Regions from separate parts of the Homo sapiens genome. Here region 2 is linked to region 1. Evidence: read pairs that join two places in POLR2A ChIA-PET (ENCODE). Cell type or tissue: OCI-LY7. All regions are shown on one strand. Each heading gives the region's core, and the rest is flanking DNA. Links, peaks and the distances in the headings are about the cores only.

What was found. ChIA-PET counts read pairs that join two places held together with the same protein. Peaks named below come from ENCODE experiments on the same cell type or tissue, not always from the same donor. Only the 100,000 strongest peaks of a DNase experiment are listed, where the experiment ranks them.
Region 2: POLR2A ChIA-PET joins it to region 1 with 24 read pairs; 3 of 35 experiments call an interaction of 5 or more read pairs at or near these places.

Annotation. Positions count from the first base shown.
Region 1 is chr20:44,581,898-44,593,378 of GRCh38, reverse strand. It overlaps PKIG (cAMP-dependent protein kinase inhibitor gamma), which reads right to left and starts at 10,800. Exons shown (of 4, transcript NM_001281445.2): 1 at 10,648-10,800; 2 at 3,513-3,582. In OCI-LY7, for the core only: CTCF peaks have their summits at 7,399 and 8,902; DNase peaks (open chromatin) are centred at 5,568, 6,868, 7,608, 8,148 and 1 weaker place; H3K4me3 peaks cover 4,358 bases; H3K27ac peaks cover 4,895 bases.
Region 2 is chr20:44,436,893-44,448,373 of GRCh38, reverse strand. No RefSeq gene overlaps it. Among named protein-coding and RNA genes, the nearest start is that of LINC01430, 7.9 kb to the left of the region's middle. In OCI-LY7, for the core only: no CTCF peak of the experiment used is centred there; no DNase peak of the experiment used is centred there.

The DNA.
Region 1 (11,481 bases), core at 3,987-8,986:
GTGTGTGTGTGTGTTGATTATTATAGCATTATAATTTTTTTTTTTGAGACATAATCTCACTCTTTCAGCCAGGCTGGAGTACAGTGGCATGACTACGGCTCACTGCAGCCTTGATGCGATGCCTGGGCTCAAGTGATCCTCCCACCTTGGCCTCCTGAGTAGCTGGGACTACAGGTGCACGCCACCATGCCCAGCTACTTTTTGGATTTTTTTTTTTTCTTTTATAGAAACAGGGTTTCGCTATGTTGCCCAGGTTGGTCTCGAACTCCCGCCTCAGCCTCCCAAAGTGCTGGAATTACAGGTGTGAGTCACCATGTCCAGCCTATAATATTTGAAATCAGGTTGTGTGATGCCTCCAACTTAGATCTTCTTGCTCAAGATTGCCTTAGTAATTTGGGGTCTTTCATGGTTTCATAGGAATTTTAGGATTATTTGTTCTATTTCTGTAAGCAATGCCACTGGAATTTTGATAGGAATGGAATTAATTCTGTAGATCGCTTTGGGTAGTATGGACATTTTGACAATATTGATTCTACTGGGCAGATTCTTTAAATGGCTTGGTATGGACACAGCCTTAACTCTTTCCAGAACAGGCTGAACTGCCTGTTCAACTAGGCAGGATTCTCACTTTTTACTCTCTCCACTGGCTTCAGAGGCTCCTCTCAAAGGAGTTTTCCTCATGGCCAGGAGACAGGGAGTGACTTCAGTGTCCACGGTAAACCAGATTAGGGGGTGGCCTTCTGGCAGAAGGAGTAACTATGTGCTTCCCTGGATGCACGGCCTGCCCTCCTTGCTGAGGTGCAAAGGAAAGCAGCCTGGGAGATGAGCAGGCACACTCCTAGCTGCCAAGCAGTTTGCCCATAGGGTGGGAAGGCAGCTGCCCTGTTTAATGCACCTGGGGAAAAGGACTGATTGAGAGAAGTGCTAAATGGGCATGTTGGCCCCAGGATTCAGTTCTGGACCACGTTTTGGTTATCTGAGGGCTCTGTACAGGATTTTCAAGGTTTGTAAGAGAACAGCTGTCCCTTGATTCCTCTGTGTCCTCTGCACTGTCTGAAAGGTCTGAAGGAGCACCAGCAGAATGGCAGATGCTACCCACAGAAGTCAGAGAGCACGAACTCCAGACTCCGGCCCTTCTCCTTCTTCCCAATTGTGTCACTACCAGCAAGCAGTTCCACCTCTTTGAGTCTCGGTTTCCTCATCTATCAAATGGAGATAATATATATGTACTTCATAAGATCAAACTAAATGAGGCTGAGAAGGATGTAAGTGCTTATCACATCTGGCACATGGCTTAAATAATAGTTCTAGCAGCTCTGCCCAAGCACTCTTTTGTCTGTGGGTGGTGCCAAGCACACACCTGGCCTTCGGTCAGTGTTTGCTCCCTCCCCTCTGTAGACCGGTCCTTCTTGGCTGCAGGGAGAGGGAGCTGTGAGACTGATCCTGAGGCTAGGGCTTCTTCACTGCTCTCATCCCAGGCGATAAGCTGCAGCGACAGGATGCACTTAATGTGCGCTTGAGGATTTCAACAAATCCTTACATGGCAAACGAAACAGAGAGATTTCTCTGGAAGCCCTAGCTGGGCATGTAAAATATCCATGATATTTTAAGATATCATGATGATATCTCATGAGATGAGAGAAAAGAAGAGTAATACTTATTATCTTCATTTAATAGATAAGGAAGCTGAAGCTCATAGGTGTGAAGTGACTTGTCCAAGGCAACCTGTACACTCTGCTTTACACTGGGTGCCCCCACCCACCCACCCAGCACCACTTCCTCTTTTCTCCCCAAGGAGTCTATCTTATCTCAGACTTCGGGCTCTGTCCTTTGCCTTCTTGAAGTTCCAAGGGAAGGAGGAGCACAGGCGCTAAGAAGAGAGGTGATGAGAGTGGGCCAGGCAGAGTGCGGAACTCTCTCAGTCCCTTAGAACTCTCTCAGTCCCTTACCCAAACTGAAGCTAGACAGTCTCCTTCCTAAGCCTGACTCACAACTCTCCCCTGCTTAAAGCCCTCCAGCGACTTTCCATTCAGAGCCATCAGGATAAAGTTCAGATTCATTCATGGACACCTCCAGACTCAACTCCAGCCAGGGAACCCCCTCTGCACTGTGTTTGGCCCATGGAATTTCCATGGAGTGCTGCACCCCCCAAGCCTCCAGGCCTTCGCTGTGCTGCTCCGCAAGCCCCCAGCCTGTCCCCGCCCACTCTTCTCCAAGTCATCTCCTGCATACCTTTCAAGCCGCAGCACCCTCTGCCCACTAGCCCTCTGGACCTACCGCAGACTACTGCTACTAGTCTACTGTCAGCCAGACCCACAAGCTTCCTGAGGGCAAGGACTGTGCCACTTTTGCTTTGTTATCTGGTGTCCAATTTATAGAAGATGCTCCATAAATACCTGCTAAATTAATGTAAAAATGAAAAAAACTTTTCCTGGCTGAGGCAGGAGTCTAAACTGAGCTGCACCAGACACAGCTGCAATGTGCCCCCTACAGTGCTGAAGAGAGAGAAAATCACAAGACCTTCTCTCTCCCATGCAGCTTTCAGTCCTCACACCATCCTTAGCTTATGGACAGATGCACAGTGGATTCGGCAAGCTCTTCAGAGCGATGCGCTCATCCCCAGGCTCTTTAGCCTCTTTGTGAAAATTCCAGCTATGGAGAAGGTCCAGGTGGGTGTAGGCCAATCTAGAATAGCCTTCAATTCTGATACCTTAACAACCACATCCATGGATGCTGATGGATGCCTGGTGGGTGAAAAGATCTCTGTGGACCCAGTACTTCCAACTTGACAATTCAAAGAAATTCACCAGATTTGTTGATAAATACTGCTGCTTTAGGTAAAAAGTCGATTATTATGTTACCCTGAGTTTAAAATTATTAACTTATGCCAGAAACATTTAGATATCATAAACTATGGACACTGGACCCAAGGTGGCCATACTGCCAGGTGGGCCACTTGTGCTCTTTGAATGGCAATTTGTTCTCAGCTGGAGGGACTGCATCTTCATCCCTTCTCACCAGACTACTGGGCCGAACCCATTTCTTTGGGTTGGGTTTTGCTGGCTTTTGCTCCTCTATTACAGCATTAAAATGAAAATTCCCATAATGTGCCCTGGTCTTTGTGAAAACAGCTTTACAGCAAACACTTGGTGGAGAGGAAAGCTGGCACCAGGCCCAATGTTGCTAATAACTCCTGTGTATGATTCCACCTGCTTAAGCTTAAGTACATGGCCGGGAAACCCATCCCCTCTTAAGCCACCAAAGGTAAATTTTCTTTCTGATGCTATTAAAAAAAAAACGCCTGAAAACAGAATCTTGACTGTGAAATTGTAGCATGCTGTTATGTATATAACTTCTGAAAAGAGCCATCCTGCCTTTTCTTCATAAGGTCAAAATCTCCCACTAATTTAGTTTGGAACTTACGTATTTTCTTCCTTCAACCAGAAATAAAGATATTCAGGCAAAAACGTGTGCTGCTCTGGCAGTAGAGTATGAACAGTGCCACTACCTACCTGGTTTAATTTCTTTTTCCTGCTTGCATCTCTTCAGATTTTCCACTGTTGACTAATCAGTACGGGAATTCTAAGGAACCAGAAGAAAAACAAAAATTAGAGCCAGACATACTCTGGGATTATAAATTGAAACAATCTTTTGGGAAGACAAGTTGACAATATCTATTAACTTGTTAAATGTGCATACATATCCTTTGGGGTCAAATTCCTAGACACGTCACATTCCTGAAATGTCCAGGAATTTATACTACAGATATATTTACCTAAGTAAAAAGATACTCAGTGAAATACTGTATAGTAGCAAAACCAAGGGGCGAAAACAACTTAAATGTCTATTAATAGAAAAATAGTTAAATTATGGTGTATCAATATCATGAGAAACTATACAGCAACTTCAAAGAATGAAGGAGATTTCATTGTACTGATGTGGAAAAAAGTACATGCTTGATTGTTAAAAAGCATATTGTAAAATTGCATATATTATCATTTTTTAATTAAAAAAAGAACTTTACATTTTCTTTTTAATTTTAAGAGACCAGGTCTCACTCTGTCCCCAGGCTGGAGTGTACTGGTGCAATCATAGCTCAATGTAGCCTCAAACTCCTGGCCTCAAGCAATCATCCACTCTCAGCCACCTGACTAGTTGAGATTACAGGTGTGAACTACTGTGTCCTGCTCAAATGTGAACATGATTATTTATGTTTAGAAAAAAAAAAAGTACAGCATTTGTGTACGTGCACATTTTTAAAAAGTATACATACTTTACACTTTAAACAATTTTCAGTATATATAGAAAAGGGCAAACTGTAACCAATGGTTCCCCCTGGGAAACTTCTCTCTTTTGAAAAAAATTATTCTCTTTTGAGAAATTGTGAGAAAAGAAATGAAAGACTTTCACTTTGTACATTATCTATTTCTGTTTTGATTGAAAACTTTTAAAGAGGCATGTATAACTTTCACATTCATTACACATGCTATGCAAAAAATTCTATATCTAGCTAACATATCAAGTGTGAGGGCAAAAGATATTTTCAAACAAAGACTGGGCAAGTTTACCATTCACAGACCCCAAGAATATTCTCCAATAGAAAGGAAACTGAATACAGAAAATAAGTGAGATTTTTAGAATCAATAATGAGCAAAGGAAGGAATAATCCAGCACCCTTCTTTACTCCCTCTCCCTCCTTTACTCTTGGTATAAGTGACTCCATTTCTTTTTTTTTTTTTGAAAGTCTCACTCTGTCACCCAGGCTGGAGTGCAATGGCACAATCTCAGCTCACTGCAACCTCTGCCTCCCAAGTTTAAGCAATTCTTCCGCCTCAGCCTCCCAAGTAGCTGGGACTGCAGGTGCGTGCCACCGCGCCCGGCTAATTTTTGTATTTTTTTAGTACAGACGGGGTTTCACCATGTTGGCCAGGCTGATCTTGAAATACTGACCTCAGGTGATCCACTCGCCTTGGCCTCCCAAAGTGTTGGGATTACAGGCATGAGCCACCGCGCCCAGCCCTCTTCTCAGTTTGAATACCACCTTTTCAAGGAAGACCCCAGCCACACTCTCCTCTTTCACTCCCCCTGCTTATTGACTTCTTAACGCCACCATTTGTGCTTGTAAACTTCATGCAGGTAAAGGCCATGCCTGTTATATTTAACATCATCCACCTATCACCTTGCCCAGTGCCTGGCGGATATTAGGTTCTCAACAAATATTGGCTAAATACATGAAAAATTTATTGAAGGCTCAGCTCAAATGCTACTGCTCCTCCAATCTCTTAGGCTTTCTACAGGACTCTGTCCCCATCTTGGGGCACATTTTCACAATGTGTTCATGTTATCTGAGTCTTTTTTTCCTATCCGGCCATGAGCAACCTCAAAGTCTTATTTACCTCGACATTCCCCACCGCACCTTGCATAATGCCTAACACATAAAGGGTTCTTAGCAGTAGATGAATCTACACACACGTCCAGGAAAGTATAAATGATGGCCGCAGGCTCTAACCAATTGCAGATAGTAGTGATTGGAGCCCACAACACAAGCACCTTTGAGATATGCAAACAAACATGAGACTTTGCCCAGGGAGAAATTAAAATTAGAGCTAAACTTGAAATACAGCGGTATGTGGGTGGGGGGATTGGGAGACAGGCCCTTATTCAAAAACAGAGAAGTGAAATCACTGAGTGATGATTTATTTTAAGTGTGTTTTTCTGTACTATCTAGCTTTTCTTCCCTTGAACATATTCTAATTTTGCAATCAGAAAAAAAAAATCCACAATAAATGTTATAAAAACAAACCAACGGAAAATCAGTGGTGATTTTAGACTACAAAAGTCACCCGTCCCTCTGTTTCCTTACTACAACTTTGGACTTCAGATTCAGGGCCCTCTCAGGTGGGGCCCATACATTTTGTAAGGAAGTGTTCTTTCCACCCCTCTGAAGCCACGGGGGATAGGAAGGTGCCAGAAATGAGTGCTTCAGCAGGGGCAGCTCTCAGTTGCTCCCTAATGCAAATGCTGGCAAAGCTCCCAGAGCCAGGAATTGTAGGGAGAGAGCAGAAGGAATCAACCCAGCGCAAGATCAGGACCTCCACAATATGCTGATCCAGTGTCTGGTGTTTTGTAGCACTTGTGCATATTTCTTTTGCAGTACTTTTCACGTGCCATTAAAATTATTCACTCCTCTGTCTATCTTCCCTTGTTGCACAGAGAATTCCACAAGACCAGAGGCAGTGTCTTTACCCTGGTCCTCTAGTTCAGTGCTTAGTACTAACAGGTCCTCAATGTACATTTATGGAATGTTAAAGACTACACTGATAAAGTACTAAAACAGTAACTGACCTAGGTTCCTGGGACATAGTAAGAATACACCAAATACTTTCTTCGGTGCCATGAAGGGCCATTATTCAGTTCTGAAGAGTCAAGCTAAAGCCTGTAATTTCTTGAAACATTAAAGAGACTTCTTTTTGGAAATGCAGCTTCCTCCAGTAAGAGCGGATACATTATGTGTTCTAATCTGCAATTCATAATCAGTCAGCATAGGAGCCCACGGCAACTTCCAAAGAAACCACTCTTTGAAGGAGCAGTACTCCAAGTTTTCCTAAGACATTTCTGAAGGATTTCCAGGAGGTAGTGAGCTCAGCCTAGGGTCATGATTAATAACCTGTTTCCCAGAACTTTAGATTTTCCACCTCAGTCTCCACTTAGGAATTGCTTCTGGCCCCTCGTGAAAGCATTTGGCAGAGTTAATTGGGCCAGTTCAGCTTCTTGTCTGTCACAGCCAGCACCTGTTACCAGCTTCTTCCTTAAGTGGCTGGGCTAGGGTCCTCTGGTCCCAAGAGAATAGCACCCACTTCTGCTTTTGGCCTCAGCACTGGCTGGCTGATTTGAGGTTCAGCATCACTTGACTGGGTGACAGGAAATAATGCTGAGGCTTGGTTTGAAGAGCCAACATGGCAGCTCCAGGGTTCATCACAGGGGTTTCAAAATGATGAGTTCAAAGATAACTTCTGGTTCCTCATGCAAATGCCATCCTATGTCTGAGGGGGCAGATGCCTGTGTACATTGGCTGACATTCTCTTTCTGGAAATTGAGAGCAGCTAATCCTAAGCATGTATTTTTGTACTAACTAAGTGCTTTATGAGCCCTATCTCATTTCATCCGCATGGCACCCCTTTGAGGTCAGTATGACTGTGACCCCCCACTTGACAGAAAGAGAAGTAGGTTCTATAAAGTGAGGTGATCAGTCCAGGATCTCCCAGCTAGGAGGCGGTGAAAGCAGAGCTCTTACCTGCTATCCCCTTCCAATTTCTCACTGAACTCGAGAGCTCTCACCTGCTGTCCCTTTCCAATTTCTCACTGAACTCAAGAGCTCTCACCTGCTATCTCTTTCCAATTTGTCACTGAACTCTAGAGCTCTTACCTGCTATTCCTTTCCAATTTCTCACTGAACTCGAGAGCTCTTACCTGCTACCCCTTTCCAATTTCTCACTGCCCTCTAGATTGTCTAAATCGAAAGAAACGGTAGACACCAACCAGATGCAGGGCTGCAAATTCCCACAGGGGCCAGGGGCCAGGCAGGAGACTAGAGGGCACAGGGGAATGCGCAAATGGTAATGAACTGGAGAACACACCTGCCTAAAGGCATTCAAATTAAAAACAAAACACCACTCTGACTTCTGACTAGAGTTCACTTGTCATCATTTAACAGATGGAGCAACTGAGATCCAGGGAGGTGATATGAAAAAGGCACTGCAGTATGGTGAAATATTCAAGGGCTTCGGGGACAACCAGTTCTCATTGGGAACTCAAGCTCTAGCCCCTGCCAGCTGTGAGACTCTGGGCAATCCACTGCACCTCTCTGTGCCTTTCTTAGGTGTAAAATGGAGATGATCTCTGCCTCACATCATTGCTGTGAAGATTAAGAGAAGTCAGCATATGCAAGATGCCCAGCCCTGTGTGTGACATTTATTTCAGGAAGATACCAAAGCCAAATGAGATCTCTGGACACATCTTTTCCACAACCTACCTCCACTCCCAAGATGCCCTAAACTCACTGCCGGGAGTGACTGAGGTGGGAGAGATCAGCAAACACACACTGATAACAGGAGCAACTTTGACACACAAAACAAGAACTGAAAGCCACCCTCATCTGGTACATGAAGGCCTACCTAGTTGAGGAGTGTGAGGCATTCCACATTTCCACTCTCCACTTCCTGGCAGGGACCACAAAGTCTAGGTACCTTCCTTCCAGAACATCACCTCCTCACCACCACCTTAGGAAAAAGGATGCCTTTTTTGATTACCCCAAATCTCAAGATCCCAGCGGGGCTGGGATGAAGCAGAGGATGCCCTGGCCTTCCCACTGCCCATGCCCATGGGTGGGTCCATGGCAGCAACAGTCCACCTTCATGGGATGAAATGCTGGGGAAGACTGCAGCTTTAGAAGTGCCAAGAGACCCCATCTCTACTAAAAATACAAAAATTAGCTGGGCGTGGTGGCAGGCGCCTGTAATCCCAGCTATTCGAGGGGCTGAGGCAGGAGAATCCCTTGAACAAAAACGGGAGGTGGAAGCTGCAGTGAGCCAAGACTGCACCATTGCACTCCAGCCTGGGAGACAGAGTGAGACTCCGTCTCAAAAAAAAAAAAAAAGAAGTGCCAAGGGCCTTTGAGAACCCTCTTATTAACTAGGACCTTAATTCAAACAAATAGTTTCTAAATACCACAACTTCCTGAGGATTAGGGTCTCTGATGCCCTTAAAGAAAACAAAACAAACAAACAAAAACAAAACAAAACAAAGCAAAAACCTTAATTTGTCAAGACCCGGCACCTTGGAAACTCAAAATTCAAGATCTGACGTCTTTTGCTTTTTTTTTTTTTTTTTTGCACTCTGGCTGTGGCTATCCTTCCCTTGTGGCAGGAGAGGGTGGCTCTATGTTAAATGATGAAAGAGGGGCAAATAGAGGGATTTTCCCCCTTCTTCTCCCTCTTTCTTGCCAAATGAGGAACTAGGATGGCGGGCTTTAAGTTTAAATTAAGTTGTGTCTCCTTTGTACCTATGTGCCAGGCTTTCTACTAGGCAGTGGGGCATAGTGATGGGCTAGACAGACACGCAGAGAAGGTGCAGATGGTCTAGTGGAGACATGGGGAATTGAAGTTATGCCAGTAATTATGTAAATACAGTTTAGTTCAGGATAATATGAAAACATATAAGTAGATGGTTGTCCTCAGTCAATGGGGTTAGGGAATAATACTGACCATCTAGTGCTCTGTAAAGGGTTGAGCATAACATAGGGCCTAGTGCTTAAGAGATACTCAATAATGCCAATTCCTTCTTTCCTCTCTCCCCAAGTGTATGTGCTAGTGTATGCGTGTGCACATACAGTTACCACTGAGACTTTTTCTTTCTCTTTCTTCAAGAACACCTAATCTGAAAAAGACCCATAAAAACTCAGAAGTAACTTAATGTTGCCTGTTTTATGTCTTCTTTTAACTGTCCTACAGGCACCCGTTTTTAGCTACTCTGGGAAACTGAAAACCTAGGGTCCTTTGCTCCTAAAGCCATAAGGGCCCAATACAAAGGGAAAAGAAATATGGACAGTTCATTTCATACTGAATTTGGAAATACAGAGATCATCTAGTTTTGTCCCCTCATTAGGTACAAATAAAGAAACAAGACCCAGAGAGTGTGAAACACTTGCCCAAGGTGACAGTTTCCTTGGGTGACCCTTCTAATATATGGTAGCTTTTTGTTGAAGCTGAAATCTTCCCGTTAGCTGTAACTTTTCAAATATACTTAACCTGCTAAGAGGGGACACCTCCCCTGTTAGCACACTGCAAGCCATCTCAAGCCACCTAGGAATCCTCCTCAGTTCAGGGACCCACCAAGTAAGGGACCTGGGTACAGCAAGGGCCCCCTCTTTCCCTCTCTACAGAGTAGCTTGCTTAGTTTCAAACCCTGAAAACAGATACCAACAAATAAAATGCCTAAAGGCTTACATGTCCTGTTTATATTCCAGGCATAAACAGCAAATTTTTAAAAGGAAGCAATAAAAAGATCGCAAACCCAAGGTTAAAGATTTCCAACCCCTTTCCATCTTGGAGTTTTCCACACAGCTGCTGCAGCACTGGGTTTATATGTGGTAAATTCATGGAGTCTGACCATATCTGTAACTGAAATTTAACACAACAACCATGTTCCTGAGGGGGAAGATAATAGGGAATTTTCACTACTTTCGGAGACTTTTCTTTCTAGAATGTTTAAAAATTATTATACCACCTTTGTAATCAGAAAAAAAGAAAGGGTTTTACAAACACGAATTTCTTAGGGAAGATTTATTTCTTCACCTATATTTGGAGCAAGGAGCTGCTTTTAAAGCTCTGAATACTCTGTCAAAGTTCTTTGAGTAAAAATGAAACAGCATCTGAATGGAGCCCATTTGTGAGACTGGAGGCTCCGACTAGCCTTAGGCAGTTTCAGACAAGGCCATAATTTTCAGAGCAAGCTCACATATATCATTATATAAAAATAGACATTTTGTGGCCAACAGGCTGGAAAGCAAGCTCTCCAGAGAGCTCTGCCTCCAAGCTCTGCTTCTCCCTGGGGGTGTTGGGCAGGGGAGGAGAGTAAAGTTCTACTTACAAGACCAAAGTTTCCTCAAAATCCAGTGGTCCTCAGTCAGAAGCGGAGGCAGAATTTAAGAAACCAGGATTCAAGGTTAGCAGTCCAGACCTGTGGTGCGGGCAGGATTCTCACTTTACCCTCCTCTCTGTCTCTTCCCCGTGTCTCCTAAATGAAAAGCACTTTGAGGTTTTAGTGGGTGTTTCCCATGTCTCGGGCCAAGTAAGTCCCCATTTGTTGTAATCCAATGCTCAGCCTGATGATGTCAACCACACAACTCACTCACTCAGTTTCCACCTCTCTGTCCACAGGAGAGATCCATTTCCTTTGGACAATGAGCCAGGGGGCTGTAACTGCATCCCAGGCCACCACGCTTGCCTAATATCCTTCCTTCAATTTTCAACCCTGCAGCTTTAGTGACAAAAGGCTTCCTATCCACTCACTGAGCCAGGGTTCCTGGGTAAATTCCTTTGCTTCTTAGTGGGTTGTCTGCTTTCCTGTGTGTTTAATTCCTTTCTTTGGTATATAATATACTAGTTAGGGTGGAGATCTTCACCCCACCCCACACCCATCTCTTTCTTCCTGCCCAATTTTCCAAGTTGTTTCATTTCTCCCAGGTCTCCTAGGTACATGCTGGGCACAGTACATGAGTTTGTCCTTCATGTAGGGGAGGTGATGTGTGCCCCCGGGGAAGGCTTGGAAACAGCACTGGTGTGTCCCCTGGGAAACTGGGTTCCAGTCTTGGTCAGGCCTTCAACTGAATGAATGACCTCAAGCAAGTCACATCCCTCTCTGGACCTCAGTTTCCCTATCAACAAAATGCTGGCTTTGGTGCTTTCCACTTCTGAGATTCAA
Region 2 (11,481 bases), core at 3,327-8,326, 140 kb after region 1:
GGGGCCCACCTCCCATTCACTCAGGCCTCTTCTCTCACCTGGGATCTTGTTCCAGACTTGTCTCTTGTCTCTCCTCCTTCCAAACCCGTACACAGGAGCCAGAGGCATCTTTCCAAACTACCAAGCAGATTGTGCCACTCTGCTGCCCCTTAAAACCCTTCCCTGGCTCCCCTTTGCCCTCAGGATAAAGTTCAAACTCCTTGACATGGTTTACTAGGTTCTCAGTCATCTGGCCACAGTCTGGCCACTCTGCCTTCTACCGCCCCCCACCCCCAACTCTATACCAACCCATACAGAACTTGTTTTGCTTCACCAGATGTGCTGGATGCTGGCTCTCTCCCCTGACCCCTGGACCTTTGCACTGGCTGTTCCCGCTACCTGGAACACAGTCTACAACACCACCTCCTTCTCTGGTTGAAGTCCTCTCTCTTCCTGTTTGCTCTGAGGACAGTTTCTGCTCACATCCCTCCTGAATATCTGGGTTGGTGTTCCTTCATTTACCACAGTCCCCACCCCAGCTGCTGTGCTTACCATGTGACAGAGATCACTACATCATGTGTGCCCGTGTGTTTGCCTGTGTCCCCATCCACTCATGAGCCACAGGAGGGCAGATATCGGGATCATCTTTTCTCTACTGAATCCCTAGCACCCAGCACTGTGCCTGGCAGAGAAGAGTTGTTCAGCCAAGATATATGTTGATAAATGAATCATAAGATGTTAGAATCACAAGCTTTTAGAGCCATGGACTTGGTGAAACAGAAGCCTAAAGTCTCAGAATTATATAATCCTAGACTTAGCATTAATTATACACAGAAACTGAGAATCTCCGAATCTTAGGATCTCAAGGTTGAAAGAATTCTTATATAGGCATCTTGTCCAAGGACTATCAGTGGATTAGGAAAATTTTAATTGTGCCCTTCTATATTATTTAATGTATATTTTTACATTTATTTATATAAAAACTATAATACATTTGTCTTTCAAACATTTATTTTATTTTAATAAAAGTTTAGTTGGCGCCTATTGAGTGAGAATGCACTCACCGCAGCGGCCCCAAACATTTATTTTTATAATGTGTCCTTCTATATTTATTAAGCACTTATTTATTAACCAATATTAATTAGCCTATTTATTCTGTGACCAGACACTGTGCTAGGCAACTATGTGAGTCATCTATGTCTGCATAACTAATTACTAATTACCTTAATTTTAAAACAACAAACATGTATTATATCATAGTTTCTGTGTGGTAGGACTTCAGAAATGGCTTGGCTGGATGGTTCTGGCTTAGATCTCTCATGAGGTTGTAGTCAAAATACCAGCTGGGACAGTGATCCCCTGAAAGCTTGACTGGGGCTTGAGAATCCACTTTCAATTTGGCTCACTTGCATGGCTGGCAGTTGGCAGGAGGCCTCAATTCCTCCCATGTGGACCTTGCCATAGGATTGCTTGAGTGTCCTTACAGCATGGCTGCTGGCATCCCCAGAGCAAGGGATTCAAGGTGGCAAGATGAAATCCACAATGCCTCTTATCATCTAGCCTCAAAAGTCACACTCCATCTTTTTCACAATATCCTAGTGATTACACAGACAACGCTACTCAGTTTGGGAGGGGAGTAAATAATGGTGGGAATACCAGGAAATGGGGATCACTGGGGGACATCTTGGAGGCTGGCTACCACAGCAGCATTGAATGAGACTAGAGTCTCTGCTCTTATGGAGTTAACAGTCTAGAGAGGGAAGGATAGAGGAAGACAATCAAACAAGACAATTAGTTAGAGCTGGAGTAAGCAAACTACATTCATAGGCCAAATCCAGCCTACTGCCTACTTTTGTAAATAAAGTTCATTGAACTCAGCCACACCCATTCACTTACATATTGCTTATGGCTGTTTTACGCTGTAAGAGCAGACTTAAGTAGTTGCAGCAGGGACTGTATATCCTGCAAAGCCTCGTGTATTTAGCCAAGTGATCAGGGAAGGCCTCTCCAAGAGGCAACGTTTGAGTAGGGACCTGAATGTTTAGAAGGAAGTGGCCATGAGAAGAGCTGAGGACAGAATGTTCCAGATAAAGGGAACATTAGGGTAAAGGCTGTGAAATGGGAACAGCTTTAGTGTGTTGAGGAACAGGGAGGAGCCCAAGGGGGCTGGAATGGAGTGACCATGGGGAGATGATCTCATAGGCGTGATCAGGAACCAGGTTCTGTAGGACCTTGGGGCCCTGGTGAAGAATTTAAAATTGTTCCAAGAATGATGGGAAGCCATTGGAGGGTTTTAAGCAGAGAGAGGTAGGATCTGATGGGGATGGTAGAGATGCCTGGTGTAGTTTGGCCCCATTCTTTGAGCAAGATGGTGCCTCTACTGGCCCCCTAGAGTGCAGCTGTCCCGGAACCTGTTAGTGTTGACAAGAGTCAGGTGAAGACCTTTGGCATCATCCCACAATTACATGTTCAGGTCTTACCAATCCTTCTGATCTGGAAGTCCTTTCTTTTGACTCACTCTGAGTCCCTTGCTGTCCCTTGCCAGCCTGCCTCTTCTGGATCTAAGAAATCTGTGAAGTTGGAAAGAACACTGCATTTTGAGCCCTGGGTTCCAGACCGTGCCCTTCCCTGACTTGCCTGCAACAGTCCAGCAGCCTCTCTGTGTCTCAGTTTCCTTGTCTGTAAAATGAAGGGAGAGTCCAGTCTGCCTGGCCCAAGACCAGGTGATTAAATGTCCTAGGAAGAGCATGAAGGGCGTGTGGCAGCATGGGTTGGGATGGACTTGGCCAGACTGGGGTTGCTGAGGTGAGCAGTGGGAAGTAGGGGTGGTTGGTACATTGGGAAGAAGGCTTCCGGCTAACCCTCCTCAGCTAGAGTTTTTTGGTTTTTTTTTCTTGAGATGGAGTCTTGCTCTGTCTCCCAGGCTGTAGTGCAGTGGCGTGATCTTGGCTCACTGCAACCTCTGCCTTAGCCTCCGGTTCAAGTGATCCTCCTGCCTTAGCCTCCGGAGTAGCTGGGATTACAGGTGCCCACCACCCCATGCCTGGGTAATTTTTACATTTTTAGTAGAGACAGGGTATCATCATGTTGGCCAGGCTGGTCTTGAACTCCTGACCTCAGGTGATTTGCTCACCTCGGCCTCCCAGAATGCTGGGATTACAGGTGTGAGCCACCATGCTGGCCTGAGTTTTGAACAATAGGAGAACTTACTGCCTCCCAGAGGCCCTTGGGATGGCAGAGTTGGAGTTGTCTGGCTGGGACCAAGACCTTTGAGGGAGGAAGAGCCAGGGGGCTAATCCACATCCAAGTCATCCTCAGGTGTCAGGAAGAGCACAGTATCTGTTGTCAGAGAGAGCCCTGGCACCATCACTGATTTGCCCTGTGGCCTCTGTGTCCTCAGTTTTCTCATCTGTGAAATGAGATAACCTGACTGGAGATGCTTCTGCTGTAAGCAGCACTAGCATTTTATGTACCACTTAGAAAAGACACTGCCAATTAATTGTGACAATGCCTCCTTATCACTTAGAATTTTTATTTTCTATTTATTAAAAGGCTCTTTGAGACTTAGACATAGTTTTTAAAATTATATATTGGCAGGGCACTGCAGCTTACACCTGTAAAACTCCCAGCACTTTTGGAGACCGAGGCGGGAGGAGGTCAGGAGTTTGAGACCAGCCTGGCCAACATGGTGAAAACCCATCTCTACTGAAAATACAAAACTTAGCCGGGTGTGGTGGCGGGCACCTTTTATCCCAGCTACTCGGGAGGCTGAGGCAGGAGAATCGCTGGAACCTGGGAGGTGGAGGCTGCAGTGAGCCAAGATCTTGCCACTGCACTCCAGCCTGGGCGACAGAGTGGAACTCCATCTAAAAAAAAAAAATTGCCAGGCATGGTGGCTCATACCTGTAATTCCAGCACTTTGGGAGGCCGAGGTGGGCAGATCACTTCAGGTCAAGAGTTCGAGACCAGCCTGGTCAACATGGTGAAACCCCATCTTCATTAAAAATACAAAAATTAGCCAGGTGTGGTGGTGCGCGCTTGTAGTTCCAGCTACTCGGGAGGCTGAGGCAGAAGAATTGCTTGAACCGGGAAGGTGGAGGTTGCAGTGAGCTGAGATCACACTATTACACTCCAGCCTGGGCGACAGGGCAAGATTCTGTCTCAAGAAAATAAAAAATCATATATCACCCTTGTGCACACATAAAAAGGAAAATCTGGGTAAGATAGATTAGGTAAGGAGTTTCAAAATCTCACAGTCAGCATCCAGCCCACTGAGGTCACTTTTCTGCCCAGAATCTTCATTGTCCATATTTTTCCATGCAATATCAACTTCCATCCCATTAATGCTTTGTTCCTACAGCATTTCTTCTTTTTTTTTTTTCTTTTTTTTTTTTTGAGACGGAGTCTCACTCTGTTTCCCAGGCTGGAGTGCAGTGGTGGGATCTCGGCTCACTGCAAGCTCTGCCTCCGGGGTTCACACCATTCTCCTGCCTCAGCCTCCCGAGTAGCTGGGACTACAGGCGCCTGCCACCATGCTCGGATAATTTTTTGTATTTTTAGTAGAGATGAGGTTTCACCGTGTTAGCCAGGATGGTCTCAATCTCCTGACCTCGTGATCCACCCGCCTTGGCCTCCCAAAGTACTGGGATTACAGGCGTGAGCCACCATACCCGGCCCATGCAGCATTTCTTGAAAAAACACTCCACTATTGTCTCCTGGATTTCCTCCCAACCCACTTCCTCCTATTCTGCAGGTTTTGCCCCAGGTGCTTTCTTGATCTTATCAGAAGGTGTTAATGGAAGGTTTTGGGAAACAAGCAGGACTCTGGTCCCTTCCTCAAATGGTCCTTAAGTCATTTTTGATGAAATACAAAGGGGGTGCAGTTGTCCAGTTAGGCCACTGGAAATAATGACCAGAACCAACTAGGTCAGGGCTACCACCTGATCAAACCCTTAGCAATTGTGGGACGCCATTGATTTAAAGACGCATCCTGATTTCAGAGATACCATAATGTGAAAAAGGGCATGTCATAGAATGTTTAAAAACATTGCAATAAGGCTAGACGCAGTGGCTCACACCTGCAGTCCCAGCACTTTGCAAGCTGAAGTGGGGGGACAAGTTGAACCCAGGAGTTTGAGATCAGCCTGGGCAACATAGTGAGACCCTAAGTCTCCAAAAAATTTAAAAATTTGCCAAGCATGGTGGCATGTGTCTGTTGTCTCAGCTACTTAGGAGGGTGAGGCAGGAGGATCACTTGAGCCCAGGGGATCGAGGTTGCCATGGGCCATGATTGAGCCACTGCACCCCAACCTGGGTGACAAAGCAAGATCTGTCTCAAAAAGAAAAAAACTCACAGGGTTTTATGTGAGGATGAAATGAGGTAAATGAATGATGGTCCCTGACCACAGGCCCCAGAATGCTCGGCTCAGCACGGCCGCTCCCTTGGCATTGCTCAACTCTCCCCTGACTCCTCTCAGCCCAGGCTATTGCCCTCCCTTGCAGGGCCAGCTCAAGTTTATAACGACAATCGCTGCCCCTTGCAGACGTGATCTCAAAGCCATAAAGGCTTTTACAGTTTCACTCTCCCCCCTAGATAAGCCTGGGGAGCCCTTCCCAAGGCCGGGGAGCAATCTCAGAGCCACAGGGGGAGGGGCTGGGCGTTGCACAAGTTGGGAAATGGAACAAGTTTTATGGCCCCAACTTCGCTAAAAATATCACGTTCTCAGATCCTTGGCTGGAATCTGCTAGTGAAACCTCAGCACCTGCAGTGATATTCACTCATTCATTCTTCCACTCATTTGATACAAAGGGAAGAGTGTGCAGGACACACCAGCATGGATATTCTCACTTCACCACTATTATGCTGTGTGTGGACCCAGGGCAAACCACTTTCCTCTCATCCGTATAGCAGGGCTAGTCCATTTCACCTCCCCAACAATCTCAGTAAGGTGAGTGGGTAAGACCAGTATGTCAGCACACTTAGCACCTAGTAGGTCTGCAACAAATTTGCTTGAATCCCTTTCGTTCACCAACTATATTCATCTTTTTTGTTTTTATTTTTTACAACAGGGTCTCACTCTGTTTCCCAGGCTGGAGTGCAGTGACACAATTACGGTCACGGTCACTGCAGCCTCGAACTCCTGGATTCAAGCAATCTTCCTGCCTCAGCCTCCCAAGTAGCTGGGGCTACAGGCACACACCACCACGCCTGGTTAAGTTTTTTTATATTTGCAGAGATCGGGGGGTCTCACTAAGTTGCCCTGGTGGGTCTTGAACTCCTAGGGACCTGAGGATTGCTCCAAGCAATCCTCCCACCTCAGCCTTCCAAAGTGCTGGGATTACGGGCGTGAGCCACCATGCCCGGCCTCTATTCACCTCACTTGTTCTTTGCAGCTTTCCCTTTCCCTCTCTCCAACCTCCATGGTGGTGCAACCTAGAGTGAAGTCCTCACCTATTTTCTGTTTCCTCTCTTCACTCTTCAATGAGCCCAAGCAACTATTGGCTTTTCATTTCTTTCATTTGTTAAATTAAGGTATAATTTTCTTTCTTTTTTTTTTTGAGATGGAGTCTCACTCCTGTTGCACAGGCTGAAGTGTAGTGGTGCCATCTCGGCTTACTGCAACCTCTCCACCTCCCGGGTTCAAGCGATTCTCCTTCCTCAGCTTCCCGAATAGCTGGGATTACAGGTGTGCGCCACCATGCCCAGCTAATTTTTGTATTTTTAGTAGAGATGGGCTTTTGCCATATTGGCTAGGCTGGTCTCAAACTCCTGACCTCAGGTGATCCGCCTGCCTTGGCCTCCCAAAGTGCTAGGATTACAGGCGTGTGCCACCGCACCTGGCCAAATTAAGGTATAATTTCCATAGACTAAGATTTGCCCTTTTTAGTGTATGCTTTTGCACGTTTTGGCACATGTATGCAGTCATGTCACCACCATCACAATCAAGATTTTCTCAGAGCATTCCCATCACTCCAAACCCCCTCCCCTGTGTCCCTTGGTATTCAAACCCCTACCCCAGCCCTTGCCCCTGGCAGCCACATACCTGTGTCTATGGTTTTGCCTTCTCCAGAACATCACAGAGATGGAATCATATAGTATGTAGTCTTCTGAGCCTGGCTTCTTTCACCTAGTGTTATGAGTTTGAGTTCCATGGTTTTCTTTTTTTTCTTTTTTGAGACTAAGTCTCCCTCTGTCGCCTAGCCTGGAGTGCGGTGGCTCGATCTTAGCTCACTGCAACCTCCGCCTCCAGGGTTCAAGCAATTCTTCTGCTTCAGCCTCCTGAGTAGCTGGGATTACAGGCATGTGCCACCACACCCAGCTTATTTTTGTGTTTTTAATAGAGATGGGGTTTCACCATGTTGGCCAGGCTGGTCTTGACCTCTTGACCTCAAATGATCCACCCCCTCCTCCGCCTCCCGAAGTGCTAGGAATAGAGCCACCACGACTGGGCCCATGTTGTTTGTATCAGTAGTTCTCTTCTTTTTATTGCTGAGCAATCTTCCTATTGACTTTTTTTTCTTCAATAGAGACAGGGTCTTGCTCTATCATCTAGGCTAAAGTGCAGTGGTTTGATCATGGCTCACTGCAACCTCAAACTTTTGGGCTTAAACAATTCTCCTGCCTCAGCCTCCAGAGGAGCTGGGACTACAGGCATGTGCCAGCACACCTACCTTTTTTTTTTTTTTTAATTTTTTGTAGAGACGGGGGTTTTGCTGTGTTGCCGATGCTGGTCTCGAACTCCTGGCCTCAAGGGATTCTCCCTTTTTCGCCTCCCAAAGCTCTGGGATTACAGGAGTGAGCACCATGCTCAGCCCAGTTGATTATTAAACTTCTCATCTATGCTTATGACTTAGACTCTTTATCTCTAGCCCCAACTTTTCCCCAAGCTCTAGACTCATATATCCAACAAGTCCCTGGATGTTTAATTGGGATCTCAAACAGCACATCCAAAACCAAGCTCTTATTTTCTAACCCAAATTTGCAGCTCCTCCAGTCTTCCTCTGTCAACAGACAGCACCACCTGGCCACAGTTACTTTCCTTCACATACCTTAGTAAGTTCTTGGCTGTTCTACTTCCAGAACACTCCACTCTGACCGCCTCTCACCACCACCACCTGTATTCATTTTCTATTGCTGCATAACAAATTGCCACAAATGCAGATGCTTAAAACACTGCCCATTTGTCAGCTGGGCACAGTGGCTCACGCCTGTAATCCCAGCACTTTGGGAGTCCGAGGTGGGCAGATTACCTGAGGTCAAGAGTTCGAGACCAGCCTGGCCAACACGGTGAAACCCCATCTCCATTAAAAATACAAAATTAGCTGGGCGTGGTGGTGCATGCCTGTAATCCCAGCTACTTGGGAGGCTGAGGCAGGAGAATCACTTGAACCTGGGAGGTGGAGGTTGCAGTGAACCAAGATCACATCATTGCACTCCAGCCTGGGCAAAAAGAGCGAAACTCTGTTTCCAAAGAAAAGAAAAGAAAACGCTGCCCATTTGTGATCTCACAGGTCTATAGTCCAGCAGTCCAGATGTGGTGTGATTGGGTCTCCTGCTCGGGTTCTTAAACGACTGGGCTGTGTACCTACCTGAGGGCTCTAGGAAAGGATCCAAGCTCATTCATGTTGTTGCCTGCATTCAGTTCCTCATGGTCGTTGGACTGTCACCCTGTCACCATTTTCTTGCTGGTTGTCAGCCAGGGGTCTCTCAGTTTCTAGAGGCCACTTGCATCCCTTGCCAAGTGGCCCCCTTGTCTTCAAAGCCAGCAACAGAGACTCTCCCTTATGTGGAATCACATTTCTAATTTCTCACGTTTCTAATTCTCATGTTTCTAATTTCATAGAAAGAGTTCAGCTCCCTTTATGGCCTCACCTGATTAGGCCAGGCCCACCAAAGAATATCTCTCTATCAAAAAGTCAGCTGGTTTGGGACTTAAATTACATCTGCAAAATCTCTTCACAGGAACACCTAGATTCATGTCTAATTGGATAACTGAAAGAAGGTGTGTATGCACCAAAGGCAGGCGTCTTGGGGGGCATTTAAAAAATTCTGCCCACTCCACAACCCTAGTCCATGCTGCCATCATCTTTCACCTGGACCACTGCCCAGGCCACCTGTGGGCGTCTCTGCTTCCACTGTTTTTCCACATAGTCCATTATCTATACAGCAGAGAGTGGCCTTTTAAGAACATCAAGCAGATCATATCACTTCTCTATTCAAAAATGAAGAGCTTCCTACTATACCAACAAGAAAATCCAGAATCTTTCTCGTGGCCTAGAAGGCTACCTCTGGTCTCACCCCTGCCTACCTCTCAGACTCAGAAAAATGTTCAACAGATAGACACTCACTAAATATTTGTTGAATGAACGAATGAATGAATGAATGAATGAAAGTCTCTTGGATTGGTGCTTTTCTCTACTCCACTGCCACCATCTTGTTGTAGACATCACTACCTCTCACCTGATCCAGTGCACTTGTGTCTTCATTGGTCTCCCAGCTTACAGTTGCACCTCTTCGTCTGCCACAAAGCAGCCAGGGTGTTGTTTTAAAGATACAGATCTGGCCAGGTGCAGTGGCTCACACCTGTAATTCCAACACTTTGTGAGGCCGAGGCGGGTGGACTGCTTGAGCTCAGGAGTTCAAGACAAGCCTGGACAGCATGGCAAGACCCCGTCTCTACTAAAAATACAAAAAAATAGTTGTTGGTGCCTGTGGTCCCAGCTATTCAGGAAGCTGAGGTAGGAGGATCACTTGAGCCCAGGGGGCAGAGGTTGCAGTGGGCTGTGATTGCGCCACTGCACTCCAGCCTGGGTGACAGAGGGAGACCCTGTCTCAAAAAAAAAAAAATATATATATATACACACACACATATATGTATAAATATATATATATACATATGTATAAGTATATAAACATACATACACACATATGTATATAAGTATGTTTACATACGCACATATGTATATATGTATGTAAACATACATACATATATAATATATATAATACATAAACATATATAAATATATAATATATAAACATATATAATATATAAATATATAATATATAAACATATATAATATATAAATATATAATATATAAACATATATAATATATAAATATATAATATATAAACATAATATATAAATATATAATATATAAACATATAATATATAAATATATAATATATAAACATATAATATATAAATATATAATATATAAACATATAATATATAAATATATAATATATAAACATATAATATATAAATATATAATATATAAACATATAATATATAAATATATAATATATAAACATATAATATATAAACATATATAATATATAAACATATAATATATAAACATATATAATATATAAACATATAATATATAAACATATATAATATATCAAATATATAATATACAAATATATAATATATAAATATATATAAATATATAATATATAAATATATAAAATATACATAAAATATATAATATATAAATATATAAAAATATATATAAAATATATAATATATAGATATATAAAAATATATATAAAATATATAATATAAAATATATATAATATAAAAATATATAATATAAAATATATAAATATATAATATATAATATATATAAATATATGTATCTTTATATACATATATACAGATCTGCCTACAACCTTCACTGCTCTCAAACCTCCAGTGGGCCGGGCGTGGCGGCTCATGCCTGTAATCCTAGCATATTGGGAGGCCAAGGCGGGTGGATCACTTGAGGTCAGGGGTTGGAAACCAGCCTGGCCAACATGGCGAAACCCCATCTCTACTAAAAATACAAAAATTATCTGGGTGTGGTTGCATGCTCCTGTAATCTCAGCTACTTGGGAGGCTGAGGCAGGAGACTTGCTAGAACCTGGGAGATAGAGATTGCAGCGAGCCAAGATCGCGCCATTGCACTCCAGCCTGGGTGACAGAGCGAGAACCCCTCTCAAAAAACAAACAGAAACCTCTAGTGGCTTCCTTTTCCCCGGAAGAAATTCCATACTCCTCTGTCCAGTATTTGAGGTCCCCACCACTTGTGTGCGGGCCAGCTGTCCTAGTGAGTGAGCTTCCAGAAGTGGATGAGGGCTTCCAGTGGAACTGGGGGAAGTTTTAGAAACATACTGGAAGGTATTAAGTGATATTGTCCCCAAAGTCTGTCCTTTACAGGCCTTTTCTGAAAGCTTTAAGGAGAAAGTCTCCATTGGGTACGTGTATGCCCGTAACATCTCTGTAATATTTGTCAGTTTTCCTTTTTAATACGAAAACAAGAGCAGAGCTTTCCCTGGGGCGATTCCACCTGGCTGCAGCTGAAAAACATTGTTTTCTTTTCACTAATTTTGCAGTCACCTCTTATTTACGGCAAATGATGCTGGTTTCCTATTTATGTCAGTGACCTGAAGTTTAAGGGGAATCATGTTGAACTGATTTAATGAAAAATAAGTAATGGAAGTTACAGCGGTCCTTGGGCAT